2 separate regions of the Homo sapiens genome follow, and region 2 is linked to region 1. The links are chromatin contacts, found by Hi-C in ENCODE. All regions are on one chromosome and are shown on one strand. The core of a region is the stretch at or near the end of the contact, and the rest is flanking DNA. Distances in the headings are between cores, read along the strand shown. Region 1 holds the start of MMP26 (matrix metallopeptidase 26). Region 2 holds the start of OR51F2 (olfactory receptor family 51 subfamily F member 2).

Evidence for each region. Hi-C counts contacts between places; a loop is a spot of excess contacts on that map. Pooled maps may share reads with other maps.
Region 2: a map of sigmoid colon shows a loop between it and region 1 (2.4-fold over the local background). The contact joins the promoter of OR51F2 here to the promoter of MMP26 in region 1. A Hi-C loop is called at or near these places in 2 of 168 maps with a recorded cell type or tissue (prostate gland and sigmoid colon) and 1 of 50 pooled maps.

The regions. Positions count from the first base shown.
Region 1 is chr11:4,702,169-4,707,222 of GRCh38, reverse strand. MMP26 (matrix metallopeptidase 26) reads right to left here and starts at 2,439. Exons shown (of 8, transcript NM_021801.5): 1 at 2,178-2,439.
Region 2 is chr11:4,819,398-4,824,535 of GRCh38, reverse strand. OR51F2 (olfactory receptor family 51 subfamily F member 2) reads right to left here and starts at 3,215. Exons shown (of 1, transcript NM_001004753.2): 1 at 2,080-3,215. The coding sequence starts at 3,114. The coding sequence ends at 2,122. All of the region lies in intron 2 of MMP26 (matrix metallopeptidase 26), which reads right to left.

The DNA of each region.
Region 1 (5,054 bases), core at 1,190-3,689:
TATGAAAATACTTATTATAAAAAACAATAGCAAGTGTTGACAAGAATGAGAAGAAATTGGACCTATTGTACACAGTTGGAGAGAATGTAAAATCATGCAACCACTGTGAAAAACAGCACATCCACTCTGAGTATATATCCAAAGGAAAGGAAATCAGTTAGTCAAAGAGGTATCTGCACTTCCATATTCATTGCAGAATTAGTCACAATAGCCAACATATGGAAACAACCTAAATGTCCATCAACAAATGAATGCATAAAGAAAGCACAAGACATACATGTAATAGAATACTATTCAACCTTAAAAGCAGTAATATTCTGACACATGCTACAACATGGATGAACCTGAAATGAAATACTTCATGATTCCACTTATATGTGAAGTATCTCTTAGCCAAACTCATAGAAACAGAAACTAGAATGGTGATTGCAACAGACTAGGGAGAGGGAAAAATGGGGGAGATGCTGTTAAACAGGTATAAAGTTTCAGTTACTAAAGAAGAATTAGTTCCAGAGATCTGATATACAACATTTTACTTATAGTTAACAATACTGTATTGTGCTATTAAAAGTTAGAGTAAATCTCATGTTAAGTGTTCTTTTCTTTCTTTCTTTCTTTCTGTCTTTTTTTTTTTTTTTTTTTTTTGAGATAGGGTCTTGCTCTGTTGCCCAGGCTGGAGTGCAGTGGCGCAATCACTGCTCACTGTAGCCTCAAACTTCCAGGCTCCAGTGATCCTCCTGCCTCAGCTCGCCAAGTAAAGAACCTGTAAAGTAGCTGAGACTACAGGCACACACCATCATGCCTGGATAATTTTTTTTTATTTTTTGTAGAGATGGGGTTTCACCATGTTGCCCAGGCTGGTCTTGAACTATTGAACTCAAGGAATACACCTGCCTTGGCCTCCAAAGTGCTGGGATTACAAGTGTGATTTTATCACAATAAAAATAAATAGAATAGCTATATTGTAAACAGCAAAAATAAAAATAAAACATAAAAGAAAAACCCAACAGATTAAGTACTTGGCTATATTTCTCTCTAATAAAATTAGTGGTAATGTATTTAATGCCTTCTACGTGCCAAACAATTTACTTCACTGAATCTGAGTCCCCCTTTCCACTGTACATAGCTCATAGAATCTTTCTTCAACTCCTGCAATCAAAGGGAAACGTAATAGGATTCTTGTAACAGAGGGAACTCTATTAGCAAACATGGGTCCAAGAACAGCTCCCCCCACCACCACCACCACCACCCGCCCCCACCATCCCTGCTCCTGGAGCTGGAGTGCAATGGCACAATCACCTACTCCTCCCAGGTTCAAGCAATTCCCTTGCCTCAGCCTCCCGAGTAGCTAGGACTACAGGTACATGCCACCACACCCAGCTAATTTTTTGTATTTTAGTAGAGATGGGGTTTCACCATGTTGGCCAGGATGGTCTCGATCTCCTGACCTCGTGATCTGCCCACTTCAGCCTCCCAAAGTGCTGGGATTACAGGCGTGAGCCACTGCTCCCGGCCAATAATAGCTTTTTAAAAAAAATTCTGTGATTCTTAAACCAGTCTTGAGTTGTCCTGCGCTAAAACTAATGAGCAAATATTAAACTCTTCTTAAACAGTTCTCTTTAAGTGTCTCTTTCTCCCCCACTGAGAATTCTTCCATGACAGAGCCTATAACTTAAACATCCCTATTACCAGACTACCAGGAACATCTAAATAGACAGCCCTCACAACAAAGCTTCACATTCATTACTATCACAACACCATTATTGGGTATTAATAACTCCCCTTTATGGGTGAGAAAGCAGGGTAAGATTAGATAATCGAGTCTCAGAGGAAACATACGACGTTCTCAAATTCACCCAACAAGCCAATGGCAGATTCAGGAATTGAGCTCTGTTCTTACTCCAAACGCCATGCTCTCGCAAACTCCTTATTTAAATTTTTTTTTCTTTTTTTACTGTGGCATGAACAAACACATGCTGATGACTGTAGTCTATATTTGGAATAACTATTTTGAACGCTACAACGATATTTTTGAGTTGACATAACGTATGAAAATACACTACTGAGTTCATGCTCACATTTACTCTGAATACTTCCGCGTTTGTTTCATATACTATCTGAAGGTTATACAGTACCTAATTTATTTATAACTGTCTTCAATGCACTACAACACTGACCTTGTGCACAGAATTCTTGGGTCTGGAAGGTGAGGTTATTTGATCCTGCCCCCTGCTATTTGAAGGATCATCCCACACAGCAGAGAATCTATTAATGCAAAGCAAGTGAGAGAGAGTTATCTCAACCTCACTAACTTACTTGCAGAAAGGTTCTGTACTACTATAGCTGCGGAATCAGCCCCTGATCAGCCCTGCCCCTGGACAAAGAGGTCCTCTTCTGCCAGGAGAAAACATAGGGAAAAAATTCAGGAATAGGAGAACTACCAGATTTGAGAAAAACAGCCTTTATAAGGAGCCTAGAAGTCACCTGGTGAGAGTCATTTACCCAGCAGAAAAGCAAATTCCTAGGGGAGAACTCCCTACAGCTGTGTCCTGTTAACCCTTTGTGCTCCAAATAACAAATTGTAAAAGGCAACATATTTTCAGTCTATCTTCACTCTTTCTTCCCCAAAAGATAATTCTATAGATGAACTGCAATTTCAATTCTCATTCAAGAGCAATTTGAGCCCTAAACAGCTGTAGGACAACTTTGCATAGAGCCAGAGTAAGGAAGAAGTGTTGTTGTTAACGGATCATTAACAGCTGAGTTTGCTCAGCTGCCATTTGCCGGTTTCACAGCAATCACGAGACACGGAACCCAAATAGGAAAGGGGTTGCTGAGTTACTACATTCACTGAAGGTAGTGCAGTGGTTTTCTGATTGAGGGCCCAGGCCCTCCCCTGAATTTCCTGGGAGCTGTTGCTAACCTGTGCATAGTCACAGAAAATGACAACTTAAGAGGAAGTGACTAAAGGAAGACTACAAAACTTTATGAGTCCCTTGTGTGTCCCTTGCTAGCTTACAGAGATACTAGTCTGCTCTGTCCTAAAACTGCTACCAGCATGTTTACCACTGTGGTGGAGAATTAACCATGTTTGACAGACAGCTTCTATTTAAGCTGTGGACACTCATAAATGGCTTTCAGCTTTGTCATTAATACAGCGTTTCACAATTAATGGTGAGCTTGGAAGCTTGGTAAATTTCAAGGACAACTATTTAAACATGTTTCTTGGCATAAGAGGCTGTATCAAGAGGCCATTACCTTACAAAGTCCTGCTGTATGGAAGAAGGGGACGAGTTAACTATTCCCGTTAGAGTTGCTACAGAGCAGAAAATTTAATTATCCTGTTTAATTTTTTTCTTCTTCTCATGTCACAAGATTCTAGATCCCTAGGAAAATCTGGAAAGATGCATTTTTTCCCAGAAGTTCATAAAGAACCTGAGAAAATATGCTCTCTTTTTAGGTATTTTCTGGACTAATAGAAGCATAATCTTCCCCCATAAATACCTCAATGGGTTAGGGGGGAAATCTTAACAGTCCCAGATAAATGTGCCACATAATGTATGAGACTCCGTGGGAAAAAATGCACAATTTAAATAGAAGCTTTCAAGATACAGAAGCAAAAACAGACGTCCAGGCTGTTACAGGGAAATAAATGTGAAAATCTTACTATCCATGCTAGGAATTCCAGTCTGAGGGGCACTGGTTCATGCTCACAGACACAAGTGCAGGCTGATCTTCTACACACAGCTGCAGAAAATGGAACACAGAAGAGCTTCGGACTCTTTTTTAGTGCACACTCCAGACATTTAAACCATTCACCAGCCAAGGCTTAACAATCAGTGGATACAAGAAGGGCATAATGATCAATGCTCATTTTGACTGGTTGTCTATTCTAATTGTACTGTCCCAGGACTTAAGTATGTTACACACTTGCCTACATCTACCTGTCCATTAAGAGTCAACATAGCATTGGTTCAACTGAAAGTATTTGGAACCAGACAACCTTGGTCCAACCAGACAACCAGACAACCTTGGTCCAAAGCTCAGCTCTGTCACCAATCGTGTGACCTTAGACTACATCACCTCTGTTTTTTGCTTTTAATGTGGAGAAAATCGTTATACTGCTTTATAAGTCTATGTTGTAAAATAAGATAACCCAGTATTGATCCATAAAAAGGTCTTAGCACATTTGCACTCACTCAAAATGTGTTATTAATCATTGTAATAATTTATTTTTATTATTTATCATGATTACTATTGTTCTCATTAATATAGCAATTTTATTAAATTATCATTTAGTGCCTAGTATGTGTCAGATACTATGTTCCAATGTTGAGATGAGAAGGTGTAGTATCTACTCTCAAGGAACTCATATATCAGACAGATAGATAGACAACCATTATAACACAAATCTGGTCAGGACATTATCCTGCTTTCAATTCTTTGGCTTCCCAGGTCCTCAGAAATCTGGCCTTGCGACTGCTTTAGGTGGAGAAACATTTATTTCTACTCTCTCCCCTTCAGTCATACAGAGCTCATTTTCAGTTTCCTAAACATGGCATGGTTTGGCTCAGGTCTGAGCCTTCTCTCATTCTATTCTCTGAGGCAGTATTATGATGTTTACTGATTCCTAAACTCTGTTTCAAATATAATTCAAAACAGTTTTATTTTTTATTTATATTAAAATTAAAATAACTTTTTATCCTACATTTTCTGATTGCAGATTGTGGATAAATTAATGGAAGCTTAATTATGTGGGGGTTTTTTATCCTTTTTTAATTTTTCTTTTTAGTTTCCCTACTTTGCAGTGCCCTAATTTGGTCCTCAGTCCGCCAAGCAGATGAAACACCACAGCAGCTGACCATGCCTGGAACATTTCCTTAACCTTCTGTCATCTCCTCACCCTACTCTACTCTCCTGCCCTCATTACTAGCTCCCCTGTCAAAACCCTTTTCACTCACTCGGATCTCATATTATCAATTACATTTGGTTAGCCTCCCTTGATCACACAGGCTAACTTGTCCCAGCACCTAGGTGATCTATACCAGCACTTC
Region 2 (5,138 bases), core at 1,966-4,465, 120 kb before region 1:
CAAAGGTCAGCAGTTGCCGTACTCTGTAGGCTACACATAACAATGAAAGATGCTTCTGTGGAAATGGGCTTCCTATTAACAATGAGAATGAAGGAATTCTGAGACCACATGGCAGTACTTAAAAATCGTATAAGTGTGTATAATTTTTATAGAGGATAGAAAGGCTAGAATGGCTGTCAGAGTGATGGGACCCACACTGATATGTTGCAATATATGATAGTCTTCCTGGAGACGAGCTAAATGAACAGTCTTCTAGGATGTACCCAGCATACATTTGCAATAGAGAACTTCTCAGCACCAGGCTGACATCAGCCATATGATGGGAAGTCATGATCCCTTAACCTGTTTAAATATTTAAGTCACTTCATGTATACAGTACCCATTAATTGAATATGAGTCTTGGTCTCCCCCACAAAGTGTCCCACAATGCTACTACCAGTATGTAATAAAAATTATCCAGATTTCCCCCCAAACAGTCTAAGGTCATTTACAAATGTAACTGTTCATTAAACAAAGAATACCCAACTCTTTAAGGACTCTTATATATAGGTTATCTAAGGTTATATCTAAGAGTTCTTAAAGAGTTTGTTCACTCAAACATATCATCATGCTCTCTTTTGGTTAACTTATAAGATTATTGAGAGTGATTAATGGAGTTATGAACAACGTTTATCTCATAGTCAGCCCAATAATTTTTCGGCTTTACTTGTGGTTATTCTTCAGATGCTTAATCACATAATTGAGGATAATATACTTAGCAACAGGAAAAACTCTTACGTTGTTATGCTATCTGAGACATTTGAGCAATTATTGTAGGGATAATGATGGACAAGGTCAAAAAGCACAAATAATTTATGTGAATAGTTGGCCCAGAATCCTATGACACTTGTCACTGTTGTATGGATGTCTCGGCATTAATTCACATCCATGGCCTCATGGGGGATTTCGTTAAGTTTCTGGAAAAGGAGGAAAATACTCAGGCTTAGTTCATGAATAGACTGGTAGACAAGTTGATGCTAACCAAAAATTGTGTGCAGTGGCACAATAGCCCTACCTTTGATGGCATAAAGGAGAGTGGTGAAGGAAAACATTTCCAAAGGGCAGAGTTGTGAGTAGTACTCTTGGTTGTTAATGTTGTTTGGGGGAGAAGTTGTCTGAAGTCTGTGGATATACATGGACTAGGACTTTGCTAAAAGGCTTGGATAATTTGTCAACAGATGGAACTAGCAACTTTGTTAGAAGAGATGTAAGAAAGTCTGCATGTGATGTGCTATTGAAGCACACACAAAGGATGAAAAGCTCTGTGTCTTATGTTAATATTCACTACAGAGTATTCACTTCAGAGGAGGGACTCAACAACCAGCTATAAAGTATCTATACGTTGATATCAGCCAGCCTTTGCTCTGCCATTGCTAGTCCAGTGAGCCCATAAATGAAACCATAAAATCAGGGATAGAGATAAATATGAGCCAAAAGTACAGATTCTCTTACACCAAGATAAATCTTGGTTTAAAAAAAAATGAAAAATAGTGTTATCCTTACTCCTAGAATGTTAACAATGTAATTACCAACTTTTAACTCTTCAGCTAACAGCAGCAGTAACTGATGCTGAGCACATAATATGGTATCTTGTATTTACATTAGGTAGCCCCTGCACATAATAAAGGGCAAAATAATTCCATCTAGATAAGACCCAATGTGGAATTACATTGATGTGTATTTTAGGATCCACCCTATAGAATCTCTATTTTGGAATCGCATATATAATCAAGAATTTCAAGAAAAGAAACTAATTAAAGTGTTTTCTGTGTGTCATTCAGAAAATAACAACTGACTTATTTAGAAAGTTTCTCACATTAAATGTGAACTTTTATAATTGTATACAGAGCCTGAATTAATACTTTATGTAGCTTTCATACTGCTTACAAATATAATTAGTTGTTTATATATGTTTCTTCACTTCATATTGAAAACAAAATCATAATTTAGTTGGCAATGACATGAATTTATTGACAAAGAAATTGACTAAATAAATGTCACATAACCTATAAATTGCTTAGTTTGGACTGTTGGAGGCATGTGTGGGCACTTTGGGACAATTACTCCATTGTAGCAAAGCACTTATTCATAAATGGCTTTATCTCTAATCAGAAATAGCTGATGATTAGATTTGGAGTGCTTCTGAATTAAGACCTTGATAATGGCCTTTTGAATCTGCTTAATCTTTACACTGTAAATAATAGGGTTGAGCACAGGAGGGATTAGCAGAAAGACATTGGCCATGATGATGTGGACAAATGGAGGTGCTGAATGGCCATAGCGATGGACAAGAGACAAACTGATGAGAGGGAGGTAGAAGATGGAAACAGCACTGATGTGGGATGTGCAGGTGTTGAAGGCTTTCCGCCTCTCTTCTGAGGAAGCAATGCTGAGGACAGATCGAATGATCAGGATATAGGAGAGCAGGATGCAAGGGCAGTCAAACCCTGTAGTGGACAAAAGCGCAAACAGACCAAGGATGCTGTTGATCCTATTGTCTGTGCAGGAGAGTTGGATGAGATCAACATGGTAGCAGTAAGAATGTGAAAGGACCATAGAACTGCAGAAGGACAACCTCTTGACAAAGAGCATGACTGGCAACATGACGGCAACATTTCTTATCAACATGCTCATCCCAATCTTGGCAATTCGGGCATTGGTAAGGATGGTAGTGTATCTCAGTGGGTAACAGATGGCCACAAAACGATCAAAGGCCATGGCCAGTAGAACCCCAGACTCCATGAAAGTAAATCCGTGTAGAAAGAACATCTGGGCAATGCAGGCATTTAGGTTGATTTCTCGGGCTTCAAACCAGAAGACACCAAGGGTAGTAGAAAGTGTACACAGGGACAAGCTCAGGTCTGTGGCTGAAAGCATAGAGAGGAAATAGTACATAGGCTTATGGAGGCTCCGTTCACAGAGGACCACAAACAGGATCATGCTATTTCCAGAGACGGCAACAACATATAGGAGACAAAAAGGGATGGAGATCCAGTACTGGGTGGCTTTCAGGCCTGGAATGCCCATCAGGAGGAAGATCAGAGGCTCAGCAATGGTATTATTGAGGACCGACATAGGGAAGCACTGAGAAGACAGGGATGTTTCAGTCATTTAACATAACACATAATACATAGTTTATCACTTGTAACATCTCTCTGGCACTTCAAGATTCACTGAGTTATTATTTCTAATTTTCAAAGAACTTGAATTTTCTTTTTAGCTTCCCAGAGCTACACATTTCTCTCCAAGTCTGTCAGTGTTTCACATTTATTGAGAAAAGTGAATTCCCTGAACTGTGCCACATCAAATTTTCTTAAGTATATTAAGCCTATAATTCTCATTACTAGCAATAAACATTACAATTAAGTCACGTCTGCCAATATAAATCCCCAGTAAAATTCCTAAACAATATTATGAGAAACCTGCTTTCCAGTACTTGTTGAAAATAAATTTTGATTCTGGAATAAAACACTGAGCAAACTAAGTCATATCTGAAATGTGAATATTATTATATTTCCTTGGAAAATATCCAGAAGAATGCCAAAAAATCCCTGGGACACACAGGCCCATATATGTGGTAATAGGGTGGCCCAAAAAAACACCCTAAGAAAAATAAATATTGATCGCATTTGTTGGGAGTTCCCTGTGTTGTTGACATTTTATATGCATTATATAATTTCATCCATACACCAACTCTTGGAGATAGATCGTACACGAATTTTGCAGATGAGCAAGCTAAGACTCAGCAATTAATCACCCAATGTTATCTTTATAAAGCACTGCCTAAATGTTGAGAGAAACCACAAAAGTAAGAAAGTTGGAGAAAGGAGAGAGACAACGATGACAGAGGAGGAGGAGAAGAAGGAGGAGAAAGAGAAAGACTAGTGAAGGTGGAGGCAGGTAAGAGCACAAAGGGGAAGAGGAGGAAAGTGCAAGAGGAGGAGGAGGAATAAGAGGAAGAAGGGAGGGAGTGAGAAAGAAGGGAAGGAAGAAAGGGAAGGAATGGAGGAAAAAAGCAAACCTTACCATAATTTTACTACAATAAATTAAGCACTACACTATGATAAATAATACCACAGACTAGTATCAAAATAAAAAAAACACAATAGCCAGCATTTCTTGAACATGTGCCATATGCCAGACACAATTATCTTCATATCCATAATATGATCCAATCATTATTATTCAACAAAGAAAATAAATTTCTTATCCCTAATATACATATGAAGAAACTGATATTTACATTAAGTAATTTGCCCCAAATTATGCAGTTAGGCAGTAGAAGAAATGAGGATGAAACCTGCATATCTAACCTCAATGCCTTCACTCAGTAAAGCTGAGGAATGCATAAAAGGAATTTCTAAACCAGTCTGACAAAGGCTCCAGGTGTATGATTTTAAAGAGACATACTATGGTCCGTGTGGTATCTTTGGAGGGGAGTTTGATGTGTCAAATGTTAATTCCATGTGAACTGTGGAGATATGAAGCTCTTTAGGCTTCTCTGGAAAGTAGTCTTAATATCGATAGTTCCTGTATGCAAAGGGCCAAGAAAATCAGGTATCCAGGCTATATCCACTATGGAAAATAACACCAAAATGGAACCATCAAATTCAGTTGAGGCCAGGCACAGGGTTCATGCCTGTTATCCCAACACTTTGGGAGGTCGAGGCGGGAGGATCACTTGAGCCCAGGAGTTCAAGACCAGCATGGGTAACATAGGGAAACCCCATCTCTACAAAAACGTTTACAAATTAGCCAGGCATGGTGGTACATGTCTGTAGGTCCCAACTACTGGGTAAGCTGAAGTAGGAGAATTTCTTGAGCTCAGAAGTCAAGATTGCAGTGAGTCATGAATGTGTCACTGTACTCCAGCCTGAGTGACAGAGAGAAACACTGTCTCAAAAAAAAAAAAAAAAAAAAAAAAAAAAAATCAGTCGACTCATTTCAGTGACCATCTCATTCTTTCAACAATACATATTTTGTTGATGATTCTGGAAATTTTCTCTCCCTCATTATTTTATGATACCAGTCTCTCTTAATATTCTCCCATTAATCAGCTCTTTCTCTGACTGTTTCAGTTTTCTTGTTTCTTTCCCCCC